Linked DNA regions of Mus musculus: region 2 is linked to region 1. Evidence: chromatin contacts called from ENCODE POLR2A ChIA-PET data. All regions are on one chromosome and are shown on one strand. Each heading gives the region's core, a stretch centred on a gene start or an enhancer-like site at or near the end of the contact. The rest is flanking DNA. Distances are from core to core; before and after follow the strand shown. Region 1 overlaps Atp1b1 (ATPase, Na+/K+ transporting, beta 1 polypeptide). Region 2 has its middle 130 kb from the start of Gm26685.

What was found. ChIA-PET counts read pairs that join two places held with the same protein, here RNA polymerase II (POLR2A).
Region 2: POLR2A ChIA-PET joins it to region 1 with 16 read pairs in Patski. The contact joins two enhancer-like sites. POLR2A ChIA-PET finds 5 or more read pairs at or near these places in 2 of 5 experiments (Patski and embryonic stem cell).

Annotation. Positions count from the first base shown.
Region 1 is chr1:164,440,316-164,447,112 of GRCm38, forward strand. It overlaps Atp1b1 (ATPase, Na+/K+ transporting, beta 1 polypeptide), which reads right to left. Exons shown (of 6, transcript NM_009721.6): 3 at 2,880-3,035; 4 at 1,142-1,326. Among named protein-coding and RNA genes, the nearest start is that of Atp1b1, 15 kb to the right of the region's middle. Within about 2 kb of position 3,504, at least 1 of the 3 ENCODE cell types and tissues checked has a DNase peak (open chromatin) inside an H3K27ac peak, as active enhancers do.
Region 2 is chr1:164,630,188-164,637,385 of GRCm38, forward strand. No RefSeq gene overlaps it. Among named protein-coding and RNA genes, the nearest start is that of Gm26685, 130 kb to the left of the region's middle. Within about 2 kb of position 1,732, at least 1 of the 3 ENCODE cell types and tissues checked has a DNase peak (open chromatin) inside an H3K27ac peak, as active enhancers do.

The DNA of each region.
Region 1 (6,797 bases), core at 2,254-4,753:
GTGCCACTGAAAGTGATGAGCGGTATTAAAAGCAAATGACCGGGAGAGCAGAAACTGGCTTCGGGCTTCCTTCATAAACCACAGCAGTTCCTCCTTTTGCTAGATTACCCTAGCCATGTGAGTCAAGTACAAGCGTGGGGTAGTAGTCCTAACCACAGTACTTCCCATTGCATGCTTGTCTCTGTGGGAAGATTAAATATCTGTTGAAAGGTACACTAACATTCGCAAGAGATCCTTCAAGACAAGCAGCCAGCCAGCCAGCCACTGACAACTTGTTCCTGTCTCTGGTTGCATAAAGGAGCTTTGATGCATCTTTAAGGTAATATTCCTGCTGGTGTTGGTGGCACACATCTTTAATCCCAGCACTCAAGCAGGTGGATCTCTGTGAGTTCAAGGCCACCCTAGTCTGAAGAGTTCCAGGACAGCCAGGGCTGCCTACATAGATTCCGTAGCTCACAAAAAGAAAAAGAAAATCCACGTTTTGATTTGATTTCCTTTGGGGTAGCAAATATCACGGAAACAAACTGACATGCAAGAGAAACTGAGCAGTGTTCATGTCAGCCTTAGGGGACCCTGGAGACCAAAGCCACGCCTATGGAAGGATGGCATTGCTTCATTCATGGTCTGAGAAATAACCGTTCAGAAAAGATGAGACAACACCAGTTCTTTTCTGTAAAGAATTTCTTACAAAATGGTTAACAGTGACAACCTGCTGATCAAGTAATGGTCACTTGTTAGAAACTGTGTGGTTATCAAAGGGCAGAGACCGTGGTAGGTTCTAGGTTTAGTAATGAAATCATCACTCGGGGAAAAAACTTCTTTCTGATCAACAGACAGCATTTCTGAAATATCCTTGCTGCTCCTTTAAGGACCCAAGCCAAAAGCAGCACACAACCAGGAAACCCTCACGTGGGCAAAGAACTCTCTTATCTGGACACGAAGCAGTGAGCACACCACAGTCACATCACTGGGGAGACGGGGTCAGGAGGATGGGGAGCATAATAAGGCTAGCCTTGGCTCAAAGTGTCTGAGGCTAAGCCTGGTGTTACAGTCCTAACGGACTGCACTTCACAAGTCCCAGGGAGCATATTCTGAAACATCAGCTAGGCCCCCAAATGTGAGACTGTAAAATAGCGCTTGCCTTCGGTTTGAAGCCCAACACTCGGTTGAGCTTGATAATGATGCAGGGCTTCCCCTCTCTGTAGCCGTAAGAGTCATCATTGAGACCGGAGCAGTTCCCCAGCCAGTCAAGCTTGAACCTGCACACCTTCCTCTCTCCTCGTTCGTGATTGATGTCGCCCCGTTCCTTGGGTTCACTGGGAACATCTGAAAGCACAAACACATTCATAGCGTGCACCAACCGTTCGGCTCTGCACCGTGAAGAAAGAAAAGAACTTCTTGTTCCTTATCATTTCCCACTGGAGACAGGGCTACGTGAGGCCTGCGCTAGACAAGGACTTCCCACAAGCTGTCTGCTCTCTTCAAAAGATAAAGACGTATTAGCAGAGGCAGTCACTGGTGCGTGACCCCAAAGCCAACCTGCTCACCAGCTGTGCTTCATGAACAGCAGCGACTGAGGCTTGGCTGGTCTTTCTCTTCTTCTAAGGCAGTGATTCTTAGCTTTCCTAATGTGCTGTGACCCTATCACATAGTTCCTCATGTTGTGGTGACCCCCAACCATAGCATTATTTTCACTGCTACTTTATAACTGTAATTTTGCTGTTATGGATCATAATGTAAATATCTGTTTCCCAATGGTCTTAGGCCACTCCTGGGGAAAGAGACGTTCCACCCCAAGGGGCCCAGACCCTCAGGTTTAGAGCCACTGCTCTAATGGATCGCCTAGCTACTTAGGGCTGAAGGAAAGCAGACCATAACTTCAGCACCAGCAGCAGCAGCACTTTCACAGACCCACACAGCGATGCTCAGAAACAGGGACATTACAACAAGGACATGAATTTAAAAGGTTGTCAATACTTTCGAGCTGGAAGGTTTGGGTCAGAATTTTCTGGAGCTACGCCTCCAGTCGGAGGGGAAATGGTCAAAGAGAAGACGGAAGTCATCAGTTTTGTCTTTGGAAGCTGTACATTCTCCTCTCATGACAAGCACTGATTCAACTGGGAAATGTTCTTCACACTTCACGTAAAAAGCCAGAGAAAAGTGAAATGAACATAGAATTTTAAGTCAGGCTGTAGAAAAGCAATGCATATTCTCTGTTGTATATTTGATATATATTATGTGTACTGGCTAGTTTTGTGTCAACTTGACACAGGCTGGAGTTATCACAGAGAAAGGAGCTTCAGTTGGGAAAATGCCTCCATGAGATCCAACTGTAAGGCATTTTCTCAATTAGTGATCAAGGGGGGAGGGCCCCTTGTGCGTGGTGCCATCCCTGGGCTGGTAGGCTTGGGTTCTATAAGAGAGAAGGATGAGCAAGCCAGGGGAAGCAAGCCAGTAAGAACATCCCCCCATGGCTTCTGCATCAGCTCCTGCTCCCTGACCTGCTTGAGTTCCAGTCCTGACTTCCTTTGGTGATGAACAGCAATGTGGAAACGTAAGCTGAATAAACCCTTTCCTCCCCAACTTGCTTCTCGGTCATGATGTTTTGTGCAGGAATAGAAACCCTGACTAAGATATTATGTATGGCTATTCTTGTCATAATGGCTATTTCATTAACTCATTTCTCCTTCATGATTTCTCCTTGCTTATCATGCGTCCCTTTCTCATCGTCGTGAAGTAAGGTGAAAACCTTGTGTAAATTCTAACGAGAATTCCGTGACATTGCCTTTAAACTACTAAAGCAACGGAGCCAAACGACAACCCGTCCTTCTCAATAGTGGGACCACGTGCACCCATCCATCCCTGAGCCAGTCACTTACTGCCACAGTCCTCGAAAATCATGTCGTCCTTCTGGGCTGAATCCTTGTACTTTTCCAGGAACCTGATGATGTTTAGCACGTAGGCCTCGTAGCTCTTGGGGTCATTAGGACGGAAGGAGATCTCAGTCTTCTGGATCTGGGGAATCTGTGTCAATCCTACGCCAGGGAAGAGTCAGAAAGGCGGTCATTATTAGTAGGAAGGCGACCGGGAGGCGCCAAACGCAGGCGTTCCCCGCACAAACACGCTTCCCTCGCCACTCATTCCCACTTGGCTCACGGGATGGATTAAATCCCCACTCCCCTGGTGAATTCAATCCGATGGCATTTAGATTAGGTATCGAACTGTATCGATAGTGATGTAATATCGAATGTCATCCAGTTTCCTTGGCAACACGTCACAGTAGCATTAACCTGTTTTATGAACGAGAATGTCACTTGCAGTGAAAGGCACAGTGTTCTGTCCGAGGGGGCCAGAGAAAGCAGTAGAACCAGAATCCCAACCCAGCTGTGCAGTCCTCCAAGGCCTGTGGCTCTCTAGTGCCCTCCGATGCAATCACATTTAAAGCTGCGTTGCTAGCAGCCGCTGTACAGGTGGTTTCCCGTCAGTAATAGCACGGAAGTGTGGAGCCGACACCTGCCCCATGTTCCATGTCAATGAGTTAGTTAAAATCTCAGTCTCTCTAACCTCAACACTGCCCCACAGAGACAATCCTTTGGCTCGTGTAACCTAGGATAGATTCTTTCAGCTTCTAAGGAGGTGTGGGGGATGTCAAGATATATATGCAGTTGCCAGTACAGATGTCTGAGCATGTCAGCTCTGTCAGAGTGACATTCAAGACACATGATGTGGGTTTGCCGTCTCTGCTGTGTCTCTCCCGTCCAGAAGCCCCTGCCCTCGTAGTGTTTTCTACATGGGTTCCTGGTCTACACTACACAATAGCACCAGATCCAGGGCAGTGCGTTGGAAAGGCGATTACAATGGCATTCCATCCCAGAACTGACAGGTAAAGAGACCCAATTACATTCCAGTTCCAAATAAACATGAGACAACTCTAAGTAGGAATACACACTCTTGTGCAACAGACTTCTAGGTAACCAGCTATCCTGTGTTTTCTGTTGTGACATCTGGCATCCTCACTTTGTGTCAGGGGCCTGCTAGTCAAGAGCTATACCTGACCTCCTTCCGTCTCCTCCTGGCAGGTGGGGGTACCCACACCATTCTCCTCAAAGGCTGGTTCAACAGGTAGCCTCACAGGATCCATTCCAGACCTACCTGGGCATAACCTCTAAGCCCAAAGCACCCTTGGTTTAGAAGCACTGCCCTGGAGGATCAGCATTTGCTAGTGGTGACATCGGTGCAGACAATGGCATAATTCAAGTGGATGCACAGACAACTCGGTTAATTATTTATCAGCGCCATGTGTGGCACTAGAGAACAAGCCTTCAACACAAGTTACAGGCCATAGCTGTTAGTTTTTCTAGTAAGGACTGCCTTGAGCTTCAATAGTTGCTACATGGCCCAACTGCAGGAGCTCGGTGAACAGCCATGCAGAAGGATGGCAGAAGGGATGGAGATGAAGATGAGGAAGCAGGAGTAGAGGTGGGAAGAGGAGTGCTCAAGATGACAATGTCAAGACGGACGATAAGCACCTTCTTGGGCAGCCTGGTGCCAGAGGCCTTTAATTCCAGCATTCATGGATCCCTGTACGTTCCAGGCCGGCCTGGAACAAGTTCTAGGCCAGCCAGGGCTACACAGTGAGACTTTGTCTCACACCAAACAAACAACAAGGAATCTTGGGGGGTGGGTGGGTGAGGTTGCTCTGCAGGGAAAGCACTCGCTGTACAAGCCTACTGATGTGACTGGATCCCTGGGACACACATAAAGGGAGAAAGGGGAAACTGACTCCATAAAGTTGCCCTCTGACCTGCACGTGTGTGTACCATGGCACGTGAACACCTCAGATAACAGTAAGTTTTTTAATGTAAGGAATCTTCTTCAAAAGGCAAACGGCAAAGCTTAAAGGACACGGGGGGGGGGGGGGGGGGGGGGAAGGAACGCCGCCATTTCCGAATTAGCTCATAAATTCTGCAGCGTTAAATAAACGAAGGGCACGATGGTTAAATGTTCTCCCCCACCAATACCACCCCATTTTTTTCAAGACAGGGTTTCTCTGTGTAGCCCTGGCTGTCCCGGAACTCACTCTGTAGACCAGGCTGGCCTGGAACTCACAGAAACCCACCTGCCTCTGCCTCCCCAGCACTGGGATCAAAGGTGTGTGTCACCACACCTGGCTTGATTAAACATTCTGTAAGAGCTCCTAAGTCAGGAAAGATTCTTTTCATGTCTAAATCAATCTCAATATATTCTAGACATTTTTCTTTTTAACATTACATGGGAGGCTGGTCCTGTGACTTACCATTGTGCTATAAAGCAAAGCAGCAACAACCACTGACCTCTGCAAGGAGAAAGCCATCGAGGGCAAAGAACAGCAGTGGCCAGCATGGGACAGCAAGGGGACAGGAAGGGGACAGGGCCGAAACAAATAGGGTAGGCAGCTAGAGGGCCACCCACGCCTAGGCCGAGTTGTAAACAAGACGTAAGTCAAGGTGATTTGCTGACCCTGGGGAAGTGAAGGGCACAGGCCAAAACTAGAGAATAGAAAGTCAGGAGAATGAGGGAGTTTTTCTACAATAGCCCTGGGATCCTGAGAAAGTGGACTCTTGAGGGGTTAGTCATGCCTAAGAGCCAAGAGCAAGTGCCTGTGAATTTGTCAGGCAGAACTGGACAAAGAAAGGGTAGAACTATGTGCCCAGGATTACCACAGGGCCACTCAGCTTCCAGGGCCCAGGAGGAGGGTGGAGGCAGCTGGAAAGGGGAAGAAATGAAAGGTGTTGGATGTCAGAAGGCTAGGAGTAGCCCTACCTACTTTACAGAAAGGAGAGAAGCTGGGAGAAAAGAGACTGCAGCCACCAGCAATGGCCACCAGCGTGCTAAGTAACAGCAGTGCAAGTTATGGTCCCCAGCTGAGCAGGAGATACAGCAAAGCCCCACCCTGGGAGTCTGACAGACAAGCTACTCTCACTAAAGTGACCTTAGGTTCACACTGAAAATAAACAAGGTAGGACCCAGGTGGCAAAGCAGGTTCGCCCATGTCACTGTCCCTTCTGCCCTGGCATCATTTGGAATTCCCCACTGCCTCTCACTCTCCAGCTGTCCCTCTATAGTCTCTTCCAGGGGCCGTTTCTTAGGTGTCTATACGAGGTACAGCGATGCCACTTCTCAGAAGAGCACAGGACCATGGGATTACAGAGTCCTTGTCATTCTCTCACTACTCCAAGAGGTCTCCATTAAGAGACACAGAGTGACATGTGCCAGACCCCTCCCCCAAATATGAGTTCCTGTAACTCAGTCCTTGTTTTTCAGGACATCGGGTTCACCCAGATGTGTATGCCGGCCTCACTTATGAACAGGTGCGTCACTGCCCACTGCCTGCCATCTGACCTGTGAAAACGATGTGTACTGTAGTTACCTGTGGTGGCACCACTGACCCATAAGCGTGACGTGCCATCAGTACCATCCTCCTCCAGTCAAAGCAAATAAATAACGAAACCAAACGCTGGAACCACACCGATTCCCACCACTTCCATAGTTCACATCCTTACCCCTACGGCCCCAACTCACCAACTGCTGCCTTTGCCAGCTGGGACACCTACACAGGAGCTTTTGGCTTCTGGTTGCCCGCCCCTAAAGCTGTTAGTAATAACTGAAGAAGGGCGAGCCCTGCCTCAGTGCTAACCCCCAGAGGTCAGAGCAGAACATCCAAACCACAGGCCCTGAAGCACATCTTGCCTCCTGACTATTCTCGGCGCCTAAATGTCCACTAAGGAGGTGAAGCTCAATAAAGCCTTGCTTTGCCA
Region 2 (7,198 bases), core at 482-2,981, 190 kb after region 1:
AGAATCCTGAGTTCAACTGTGGCCACTGGAAATAGAGACGAGAACTTTCAGAGTCCAGCACTTCTACTGTTACATTGAGAAGTACACCATAGAGCATCGTTCAATGGCAATCCCTCCATCTCCACACTACACACTAAGTCTGGGTGAAGCCGGATCACTTTTAAGATGAGAGTTAACCAAAATCTATTCTCTTTGGATTATCTTTACCTGGGAAATATGTGCTCTGAGAGCTTTTAATAAAAGAACTCCAGATCCCCTTCTTTATTATGTTTCAGCCTAGCTTTGAGAAGCACAACAGGTAAGCCGAAAGTAAATTTAATAGGAAGCTGAGATTTCGTTTCCCTGGCAACATTAATTCAGTCTTCTTAGAAATGGGAACGACACTGGAAGCCTTTGTTTCTGCATTGCCAGCTTTGCAAGGCAATGTGACATGTTGAGGCCTCTGGAAACAGAGCTGTGTAATAGAATTTGTTCTAGAATCTTCCTTCATGAAGTGTCACATAATTCCATGGGCATTATGCACTGGTTGATATTTACCATCTTGCAGGAAAAAATGGAAACAGATAAATCCTCAGTTGCTGTGACATACTACACCAAGTACACGGATCCACAGGGTGACTGGAATATGCAGAGCTGGGTGAGGAGTTTGCTGATTCAGAAACAAACATGGGTAACAAGACCTTTTCTGTTGTTCAAGACCCATAACCCAGTAGTTGTGATATTCAGGGATGGGGCATTGATGCATAGTATTCAAGCCATTCACATAGAAACATGTTACATCTGTGTTGGGCATTTCATCCACACTAGGGTGGGTTTCAGTCAATTATTCTTGAAGATACAATAATCCATTTGAATAATTTATCCTCAAAAAGTTTTGGTAAAATGTAGTCTGTCTTATATGTAGAGACTCAGGGATGGTTTTCTTCTGAGCAGCTTTATAACATGGTGTTAGAGAGGTAAGCTTCTCATGGGAGAGTGTCAGGATTTAAAACTTGGCTCCGTCATCTACTTGTTTGGAGTCTTGGGGAAGGTTTTGCTTTGTTCTAGCTCAGTAGTTTCATCCTAATGTGGTTGATATCCAGCGAACAGTGGGGCCATGGAAATGTGTACATGACTATACCTGTGAAGCACTGAGGTATAGAGCCTCAGCATTGTGCTTAGTTTTGGGTTAGACATTGAATTGTCATATTCTCCCATCTATATGTTGTTATGCTACAGGAAGAGAAGATAATTTTTTTAGACTTTTTTTTTTGGTCACTGGGAAATATTTCATAATAGACAGCTATAAAAAAAATCCCAACTAATTGCATGAAAATTTGGTGCCTTTGTTGTAGCTACTTCTTTGACAAATTGATGAGATAGGAGATTGTGATTCTGAAGAAGTAGGAACAGGGGGATCCAGAGGAGGAGGAGGAGGAGAAGGAGGAGGAGGAGGAGGAGGAGGAGGAGGAGGAGGAGGAGGAGGAGGAGGAGGAGGAGGAGGAACTGTGGAATCCAATGGTTTCCGGTTGTTCACCTCTCCACCCTCCAATATCTCCTTTCTCTTTCTTGAGTTTTTCTCATTCCCAGTAACTGGAGACCCTGCTTGGGACTGTGAACTGCTTTCATTCTGGGTGCTTCAGAGGCAGATCTGAAACATGAGTCTTCAGTATGAAGTTACTCATCGTTGATTATGCTGCCCTGCATGCTGCAAAAGGAAAACAAGATTACATCACAGCCCTGGCAACACCATGGATTCGGTGATCTGTGTGGGCGAGAAGTGAGTGGTGCTTTCAGCCGCAAGGTTGAGCTCAGGGCTGGGGGATGGAAAGGGACAAATAGCCTTACTTTTTATCTGTCTTTCTTAAACATTTGCTGTGCAGTTTCAGAAAATCCGAAGGCCTTGTATTCACTGAAGACTCTAACACTCACGCCCAGGATCCACTAAGAGAAGAAATGCTGTGTGTATTACCTCTTTGCTTACAATAGAGGATCAATTTTAGTTGATTAAAGTCATATTGTTGGGTGTTCTCTCCTTTCCTATTCATCCATATGCCACTGTTACTAAGAGTTATAGGCGAACAAAAGGTTTTCCGGTCAAATGTTCTTGGAAGAAGTCTGCCCTAAAACCAGAGCCTTGGAAGGATGTTCTCAATTGGTGATTTGGCCGGCAGCATTGCTCAGCATTCCCTCTTCTCACAGGATCGCTTTCCCCTTTATTCCTCAGCAATGCCACCCTTCCTCACATCTCTGCCCTCAGCAGATGCTTCTCATCTCATCCCAGCCCTGGCCCTCTTCCTAGCTCTCCCCTCCACTGGTTTTGTGAGTTCTGGCTTCCTCCTTCAGACAAAAATATTATTGTATACGTACAGCCTCTGTTTCCCTTTTGGCATGCTGTTCTCTGGAATCCATTTAGACAGTATTCATGGCTCAGTTTTAACATTTGTTACAGGACATCCTGCAGTACAAAGTGTGTTTGCATACATGTGTTAGTGGTTTCCCTATGCCTCATGTTTATCTCAAGAGGGTACCTCACCAAGTTTTACTTATGTTTGCTATTTTAGTTCTTAGAATATTGTTTACACAGAGGTAAAGAATGAAATCCTGCTGTATTCATAAAAAGATAAGCAGAGGTCTGGCTAGTCACTCTCCTGCCATGCACTGAGCACCCTTCTAGAGGGAGCCTCCCTACACATCCCTCTTCTATCCTTCGAGGCCCCAGCCTTCTCTCTCCTCTCCTTGTCTTTACTGGAGGTTTCTGATTTAGAACCAGATGATAGGAGATTCCAAAGTTCAGAAGAGAAACACAAATAATCCAAGAGGCCCGTGTTGGTTAGTTTTGTCAATTTGCCATGCACTAGAGATTGGTACTAGAGGTATCAGTTGAGCTATTGCCTCCATCAGACTGGTCTGTGGACATGTTTGTGGGAGCTATTTCATTGGCTAATAATCGATGTGGGTGATATTACTCATGGGTGGGTATATCTGGGTTGCATAAGAAAGGAAGTTTCCAAGCCGGTAAGCACCATCCTCTCTGGTCTCTATTTCAGTTCCTGCCTTGAGTTCCTGTCTTGGTTTTTCACTGATGGACTATAACCGCTAAATCAGATAATCCCCTCACCACAAACCTGTGTTTATATCACAGCAACAGGAAAGCAACTAGGGCATGCTCAGAGGCCAAGGCAATCTTATTTCTACAACCAACAAACTAACCATCGAGGGAATGGGAGTGTTCCTCTGCCATCTTTTCTTCCACATCCAGCATCCTGTAGAGTCTAATAGGGTGTAAAGAAGGCAAAACCAGAGAGAACTTCCGGTGCTAGCACAGTCCTCAACTACACATTATTTCAACTCCATTGAATCTCTGCTGTCTTCATATTTTGTGGGGTGTTCCTGCCAGTATTTCTTGATAACATCTTCTGCATTCCAATGGTGTCACAGAGGTCTTGGTCAAGCCTGACTTCTTCATATGGAAGATCACAGTTGAGAAATCAATATTTTGTGAGCATTTTAGTGGCCAGTAGTAGCTTGAGATTAAGTTCTATCATTCTAAGATGATAATAGTAGCATTTAATTGGCCTGAAAGGAAGCCAACCAATCAGATCTCTTGCTTTCTGCATTATTCAAGATTGATGCCCTGAAGGAGAGAACTAAGTCCTTTAAGTTGTCCTCTGACCTTTGCATGTGCACTGACACACACACACACAAACACACACACAGATACCAAATACATGGAAAAGACACATAAAACAATCAATTGACATATATCTTTAATTAACATGTATCTCTTATTATCCTGAAGGTTTTGAAGTTTCTCAGTAATTCCAGATTCTCAGCTCATCTAAACTATGTACCATTAGGTCTAACTATTATTCCCATATTATACCCATTTGAATAAGAGTCAGAATCTTATAAAGACTGACACATTAGTCCATGCTAGCCCAGCTAGTGCCTGAAAAACCTGAGTCTCAGATCTGGGGCTGACAACTCTGGGAGTGAAGCTTTTCACAAAGATTCTACCTGGACCCTGGTTCAGGCTGTTAACCCTACCTATCTCGAGGGCTACTGAGTGACCATTGGTGAGAGGTGGGAGGGTGTCAATGAGTTATCAGATGAGTTCTAAAAAGTCTATATTCACACAAAAGGTAAAATAAGGGATTACCAATAGTAATTTGTGTGGAAAGTTTTATCATAGCTTTACTTAAAAGAACAATACTCCAGCAGCAACATGTAATGTGAGTTGTATAAGCTCTAGGCTTTTCCAAGCATATAGCAAAATACATCTTGGAATTGCAATAAAATATACCTTCCTGGCATTTAAACCTTTAATTTATTTTGAAATTGTTAGTACATATAAAATGTTTTGATTTTCAGTGGTGACTCAATTAAATAATTTTACTATTCTTTCAGGGTTTTCCTGCAGTTCCCATAGTTTGAATTTTAAAAAAACACTTATTTGGACTTTATAATCATTGTAAATAATTTAAATTTCTCTTTCTAAAGTCCAAAAAGTGCATTGTGATCCTTTTAATGACAAGACATGACGTTTCACCTAACTGGGACGGTGATATGTTCTGTGTATCTCTAATGTAACTCAGTGATCTAGTTGCTTGGATTTCATCTCTGTTACTGAACCCCCCCCCCCATTGTTCCAACTCTGCACTAAAATATAACGGTGGAGCCCAGTGGTCCACGTGCTTAGCCCATTTCTTGTGTTTTCATGATTTCACTCTCACAGCACAGCCATCTCAGGACCGGGATTTCATGAGCATAAACTTGGAGGCTCAGATGGGGTGTGGCTCAGTGATAGAGTGTATACTGAGCAGACATGAGGCCTGGGATCGACTCCTAGCACTCCAAATGTAAAAAGAAGAAGGGAAAGAAGGAAGTAAGGAGGGAGGGAAGGGAAAAGGAAAGGAAAGAGAAGAGAAAAACCCAGAGCTCACAGGCTTTGTGATTCTGGCTCAGGTTTGAAACTTGAGATGTCCTTTCTTTGACAAGAGAGCTCAATTTCTAGTTCCCTGAGCTCATGTACACTCCAGCTAAAGGCTTCAGATAGCTTTCAAAACATAGTCTCATGAATGCAAGCAGCCTTCTCTTCTCAAGTTGTTGATATTTCCAGCCAGTGCCTCCAGCCTGGCTCTGGGCCTCTCCTGCACAGGGTTTGAGTTTGGCAGTTGGGAGATACTGCTTTGCTGTGACAGAATTTGGAGATGGACTGTTCCTAATCGTGCAGGTCCTCAGGCCCTACGATCCTCATAATTTTCTTTCTGAATAACTGCTTTTTTGCCTTTTGGTGGAGGAAGACCATAATCAAATTGAAATAAGCTATTTGTGTAAATGGTGGAAAATTTTTTGAAGGTTTTTTTTTTAAGATTTTTTTTTAAAGAACATTTCTAAAATGACCACCTCAAGCTATAGCCTATGTTCAACCAAACAGAAAATTTACCCAACTAGATTTTGTTTGCCTAAACCATGTCAGACTTTTCCTGTCTTTCTGTTTCAGAATCTTGTGGGACCCAAAGGGCATTGGCAACTGACCCCACTTAAGGTGGGAGGGAGGAGTAAGATGAGGAGTGGGAAGCCCGCTCGCTCCTTCCAGCCTCTCTCTGTTCTTGGACAAGAAGCTAAAGTGTTTAAGTTTGTGCTCTTTACCTAGACAGGGGAGACAAATCAGCCTCTGCTCTCTACAGACATTTTAAGGACAAAGAAGGTGATCTATGTAAAAGCACACAGAAAAATGCCTTAGAAATAATAAATACTCAAATAAATGTTAACGATGATTAATATGTTAATCTGGGAAAGAAAATGGAGATGAAATATCTTACAAAGCCATCTTTTAATACTGGTTCTGGAATGATAATTTATTAAAACAGAGTCTACATAAAGGTTAACTTTCTGCCATGGAGAAGCAGTTGAGATAATTGGTTAAATGGGAATGTTTAATGTCTGAGGGACAAATGGAAAAGTCAGATCTGTTTGAGTTTCAGTTTTAGTTCAAACTCTTTTTGGCAAGAACTACCATAGCAGCCCACCTTCATGGCTTTATTCTGCAAAGACTAAATCTAAGCACCCCTGGTTTGTAGCAGTTTGTTGACCAACTAGAGGCCTAAGTGTGTTCGATCACTACTTGCTTTGTCAAAGAAGAAAAATTATAAGAATTCTTTTTTAATTAATTATTTTATTTACATTCCAGATGTTGCTCCCTCCTGGTCCTCCCTCCCACAGTTCTTCATCGAATTCCCCCTCCTCTTTGCCTCTGAGAGGGTGCTCTCCCCTTCCCAGACCCCTGCATAGGCATTCCCCTTCCCTGGGGCCTCAAGTCTCCAACTAACTCCAGACAAGGCAGTCCTTTGCTATATATATATATATATATATATATGTGCCATGCGCCAGTCTGTGTATGCTCTTTGCTTGGTGGCCTAGTCTCTGGGAGCTCCCAGAGGTCTGGGTTAGTTGACACTGTTGGTCTTCCTATGGGGTTGCCATCCCTTTCAGCTTCTTCAATCCTTCCCCTAACTCTTCCATGGGGGTTCCTGACTTCATTCTAATAGTTTAGTGTAAATACCTGCATCTGTCTCAGTTGACTGCTGGTAGGGCCTCTCAGAGGACAGCCATGCTAGGCTATTGTCTGTAAGCACATCATAGCAACAGGAGTTAGTGCTCCCTCATGAGATGGGTCCCAAATTGGGCAGATCATTGGACCACCTTTTCTTCAGTTTCTTCTCTATTTCTGTCCTGTCCCTGCATTTATTTCAGACAGGAACAATTCTGGGTCAGAAATTTTGATGGTGGGTTGGTAACCCATCCCTCCACTCGGGGCCCTGTGTAACTACTGGAGATGGTCTGTCTCCTCAGGTTTCCTCTCTCCACTGTTGGGCATTTCAGCTAAGAATTCTGAAGTTACCCAGTTCTCTAAGTGAATAAGTAAACACTTCCTAATCCACACAATGCTTTCAAAATAGAATTTTTAAAAATTATTTTATGCAGCTGAACGGTGAAAATTAAACATGTTCTGTTGTTCATTACACAGTCTTGGGAACCACATGGCAGGCTGTGACAGACCTGGATCTATGTTGTTGATCAACCACTGAAGTGATGGCAGGGCAGGTGAGTGGACATGCTCTGAAGTCTTCCCAGTGACATGTCTTCTATTGTGCACTGCCTTCATGACCATGTCACACACAACTGCTCATAGCCCAAGGAAGTTTTCACTCAT